Linked DNA regions of Homo sapiens: region 2 is linked to region 1. A link is a loop called in an ENCODE intact Hi-C map of the cell type or tissue named here. Cell type or tissue: B cell. All regions are shown on one strand.

The links. A loop is a pair of places that touch in the nucleus more often than their neighbours do. Peaks named below come from ENCODE experiments on the same cell type or tissue, not always from the same donor. Only the 100,000 strongest peaks of a DNase experiment are listed, where the experiment ranks them.
Region 2: it touches region 1 in a loop (6-fold over the local background); 12 of 110 quality-filtered maps call a loop at or near these places.

The regions. Positions count from the first base shown.
Region 1 is chr9:131,372,524-131,375,023 of GRCh38, reverse strand. It overlaps a transcript of PRRC2B not described here. Among named protein-coding and RNA genes, the nearest start is that of PRRC2B, 20 kb to the left of the region's middle. RefSeq lists enhancers at 1,545-1,664, 1,157-1,680, 1,681-2,202. In B cell, no CTCF peak of the experiment used is centred here; DNase peaks (open chromatin) are centred at 841 and 1,443; H3K4me3 peaks cover 1,901 bases; H3K27ac peaks cover 1,955 bases.
Region 2 is chr9:131,746,264-131,748,763 of GRCh38, reverse strand. No RefSeq gene overlaps it. Among named protein-coding and RNA genes, the nearest start is that of RAPGEF1, 7.4 kb to the right of the region's middle. In B cell, a CTCF peak has its summit at 1,219 (motif pointing right); a DNase peak (open chromatin) is centred at 1,223.

The DNA of each region.
Region 1 (2,500 bases):
TAGTCTGTCTCCAGTCTACCTACACATTAATTGCCCAGCTTCTGCCTCTCTACAAACAATGAAGTGAAGTGTTGTGGGGCAGAGTCTCCTAAGAGAGGCAGTGGTACCCTGGGGAGGGTGCAAGCTGGTCCCCTGGGATGTGTGTGGGAAATATGATCCTTCTATTTACATTTATCTGTTATCTTAAAAAAAAAATCGGCTGGGCATGGTGGCTCACGCCTGTAATTCCAGCACTTTGGAAGGCCAACATGGGCAGATCACCTGAGGTCAGGAGTTCGAGACCAGACTGGCCAACATGGAGAAACCCCGTCTCTACTAAAAATACAAAAATTAGCTGGACGTGGTGGTGCATGCCTATAATCCCAAACTACTCAGGAGGCTGAGGCAGGAGAATCACTTGAACCCAGGCGGCAGAGGTTGCAGTGAGCCAAGATCACACCACTGCACTCCAGCCTGAGGGATGGAGTGAGACTCTGTCTCAAAATAAAAATAAAAAAAAAAAGAGCGAGGTTAAACTTTACAATATGCATTATACAGACTGATGCCGAGTGGCGTTCAATCTGTGTAATACATGTTAGCAAAATTTAATATCATTCTGACTTTTTTCTTTTTTTAGAATACAGATAAACATAAACAGAAGGCGTCACCTGCAACTCTTGGATAAGTGAATCAGTGCAGTGTGTTTAGTTTTTATTTATTTATTTATTTATTTTGAGACAGAGTCTCCGCTGGGCGCCACCGCACCCAGCCACAGTGTGTTTAGTTTTAACCACACTAACTCACAGTATGGACGAGTGATTTTCTTTGGTATTTTTAAAATTGATATAGGTCTTATTTGGGGGGTATATGTGTTATTTTGATACATGCATACAATGTGTAATGAACGAATCAGGGTGACTGAAATATCCATTACCTCAAACGTTACCTTTTCTTTGTAGACGAGCGATTTTTTTTTTTTTTTTTTTGAGACGGAGTCTCGCTCTGTCGCCCAGGCTGGAGTGCAGTGGCGCAATCTCGGCTCACTGCAAGCTCCGCCTCCCGGGTTCACGCCATTCTCCTGCCTTAGCCTCCGGAGTAGCTGGGACTACAGGCGCCCGCCACCGCGCCCTGCTAATCTTTTGTATTTTTAGTAGAGACGGGGTTTCACCGTGTTAGCCAGGATGGTCTCGATCTCCTGACCTTGTGATCCGCCCGCCTCGGCCTCCCAAAGTGCTGGGATTACAGGCGTGAGCCACCACGCCCGGCCTAGACGAGCGATCCTAAAAGATCCACGCAAAGAAACGACGGCTCACCTGGCGTGGGTGCTGCCTCCGCCTTCAGCACCCACCCTCCCTCACGCACGCCCAGAATCGCGGCGGCCCAGAGCGGAAGGCGGGGCCTGTGGCCACACCCCTTCCCTATTCCCCGCCTTCCGCGCATCTTCCGGGAGCGACTTTGGCTGCATCGTTTTGCGATTGGGAGAGCTGCGGGATGTCGGAAGGACGTGATTGAATGAAATAGCTGCCTCTCATCCATTGGCCAGCTCCGATTGGCCGAGATACCGCCATGGGTTTTGACGAACTTTCACGCCAGCTGGGCTGAGATGCTAGCAGTTGACTCCCGCAGGGTCCCGGCGCCGGCAGCCGTGCTGCGTGTGTTGGGTAGTGCGAGGCGGTCCAGTGCAGCGACAGTCCGGCTCGAGGGCGGAGGGCCAGCCGAAGCGGGGTGGTGGCCGCTGCCCCGGGAAAGACTGTCCAAGATGCTGACAGGAGCTTTGGCTCGTGAGATTGAGAGGAAGTCAGACGCCGTGGTCTGTGTAACCCCCCAGTAAGGTCCCCAGCTTGCAACCGAATTCGGAACCTAGACTTGGAGCCTTCTCCGAAAGCAAATGGACACAACCCATCAGCGGCAGCACACAAACTTGAGTCTGTCGTGGCAGGTGGCGCTTCTGCGGCAGAGCAGTGATCCGCTTGTAGAGATTTATGAGCAAAGGAACCGGAAGAAAAAAATCAAAAAGCTAATTGCTAAAGGCCGGGCGCGGTGGCTCACGCCTGTAACCCAACACTTTGGGAGGCCGAGGCCGGTGGATCACGAGGTCAGGACTTCGAGACCAGCCTGGCCTACCTGGTGAAGCCTCGTCTCTACTAAAAATATAAAAATTAGCCGGGCATGGTGGTGCACGCCTGTAAACCCAGCTACTCAGGAGGCTGAGGCAGGAGAATTGCTTGAATCCGGGAGGCGGAGGTTGCGGTGAGCCGAGATTGCACCACTGCACTCCAGTCTGGGCGACAGAGCGAGACTCCGTCTGGCGGGGTGAGGGGGAAGCTAATTGCTGACAGCGAGGTCTCTCGGTTACAAACCCATCTCCAGAGCCAAGTGGGGGAATTGAGGACATTTGGTCAAAGGAGAAGGATCCAGAACTGTGACCAGCAGAAATTGGTGCATGGCCTCTCATTTCTGTAGTTTTTTATCGGTGGGGGAAAAAGAACAAAACCAAAAACTCCCTGTCCTCGACATAATT
Region 2 (2,500 bases), 370 kb before region 1:
AGTCATTCAGGGACCTAGGCTCCTTCTATCTCCACACATCATCAAAGCTGAAAGAGAAAGGAAAATGTCAACCATCAGGTGCTGGAGAAATTTATGAGTGGGGCACGGAAGTGGCAATCATTATTTCACCCTCATCTATTGTTCAGAGCACCTGGCCACACCTAACTGGGAGACGAGTCCAGCTGTGTGCCCCAAAAATAGATTTGGTGAGCATTTAGCCAGCCTCTGTCTTGCTAACTGATGTGTACCATTTAAACTCATTCATACAAAACACCATAAATGTGTGCATGGGGCTGGGCACAGCGGCTGACACCTGTAATCCCAGCAGTTTGGAAGGCGGAGGAAAGAAGATCACCTTGAGCCCAGGAGTTTGAGACCAGCCTAGGCAACATAGTGAGACCCCCTCCCTACAAAAAATTAAAAAATCAGCCAGGCATGGTGGCGCACACCTGTAGTCCCACCTACTCAAGAGGCTGAGGTAGGAGGATCGCTTGAGCCTAGAAGGTCAAGGCTGCGGTGAGCCAAGATCACACCACTGCACTCCAGCCTGGGAGACAGAGTAAGACCCTGTCTCAAAGAAAAAAAAAAGCGTACATGGATATATTTTTAATAGAGAAAAATCTGGAAAGATGTACATTAAACTGTTAACTCTTATGAGTGAAAGTGGGACTTCCAGTTTTTATTTTATATATGTGTTTGATTTTATTTTTAATTTTATTTTTAATTTTTATTTTTATTTATTTTTATTTTATTTATTTATTTATTTATTTATTTATTTTGAGACAAAGTCTTGCTCTGTTGCCCAGGCTGGAGTGCAGTGGCGTGATCTCGGCTCACTGCAAGCTCCGCCTGCCAGGTTCACGCCATTCTCCTGCCTCAGCCTCCCAAGTAGCTGGGACTACAGGCGCCTGCCACCACGCCCGGCTAATTTTTTGTATTTTTAGTAGAGATGGGGTTTCACCATGTTAGCCAGGATGGTCTCAATCTCCTGACCTCGTGATCCGCCCGCCTCGGCCTCCCAAAGTGCTGGGATTACAGACATGAGCCACCGCACCCGGCCTGATTTTATTTTTTAAAAAATGAGCACATATTTCCTGTGAGATTTAACAATTTAAAGAATTGTAAAATGATAGTACATTGCTCTTTAGATTTTAAGCAAATGGAGTTTAGAATTCTAGATGTTCACTAGGGGGCAGAAGAGATGTGTGTGTGTGCGTGCGCTTGCTGTTTGCTTGTCACTGTTTACCAGATTACTGGCACAATTTCCCCATTCATCAGGTCATCTGTAAGGTTTACAGACTTGTTTAAGGAAATGACAGCACCCAGGCCTCTCACACTAGTAGACATCAGCTGTGGGCCCAATAATCTCATATTTTCACCAATTTTTGATTACTGTGGTAAAATACACGTTACATAAAATTTGCCATCTGAGTCTTTTTTTTTTTGGTAGAGATGGGATCCCACTATATTGCCCAGGCTGGTCTCGAACTCCTGGGCTCAAAGGATCCTCTTGCCTCAGCCTCCTAAGTAGCTGGGACTACAAGTATGCCATGCCCAGGTTACCTTAGTCTTTTTTTTTTTTTTTTTTTTTTTTTTTTTTTTTTTTTTTTTTTTTGAGACAGAGTCTCGCTCTGTCACCCAGGCTGGAGTGCAGTGGCACGATCTCGGCTCACTGCAAGCTCCGCCTCCCAGGTTCACGCCAGTCTCCTGCCTCAGCCTCCCGAGTAGCTGGGACTACAGGCGCCCGCCACTGCGCCCGGCTAATTTTTTGTATTTTTAGTAGAGACGGGGTTTCACCATGTTAGCCAGAATGGTCTCAATCTCCTGACCTCGTGATCCACCTGCCTCGGCCTCCCAAAGTGCTGGGATTACAGGCATGAGCCACCACGCCCGGCCCACCTTAGTCATTTTTAAGGGTATAGTTATGTAGTATTAAGTGCACTCATGTTGTGCAATCATTACCACCATCCATCTCTAGAACTCTTCATATCTTGTAAGATTGAAAGTCTGTACCTATTAACCAGTCACTCACCATACTCCCATACCCCCAGCCTTGGACAACTACCATATTACTTTCTGTCTCTATGAATTTGACTATTCCATTTTAACCTGATCCTCAAGGCTGTGTGGTTGCCTTATGGGTCATTATCAAAAATGTGTCTGTTTCATACCAGCCTTTGAGTACACAGAGATCTAGAGGTCTTCTAATTGGCCTGAATCCCTACTTGTGAGAAAAAAGGCCAAAACTACCATGAAGCTGATCTGCTGCCTGTTCTGCTGGAGTCAGCCTGAAAGATCCCACATTTAGATAGTGGAGTGATGACCCAGACATCTGTCCTGGCCTTTCTAAGGATCTCTGTGGACATCTCTTCAATATCAAGGACATGGACACCAGAACAGGATTCAGCTGTATGGAGGCCCAAGGCATGGGGGAATGTGGGAGCCTCATATTCTCCGTAACAAATAATGAGCAAAATCTCCATAAAAACATAACATCGTC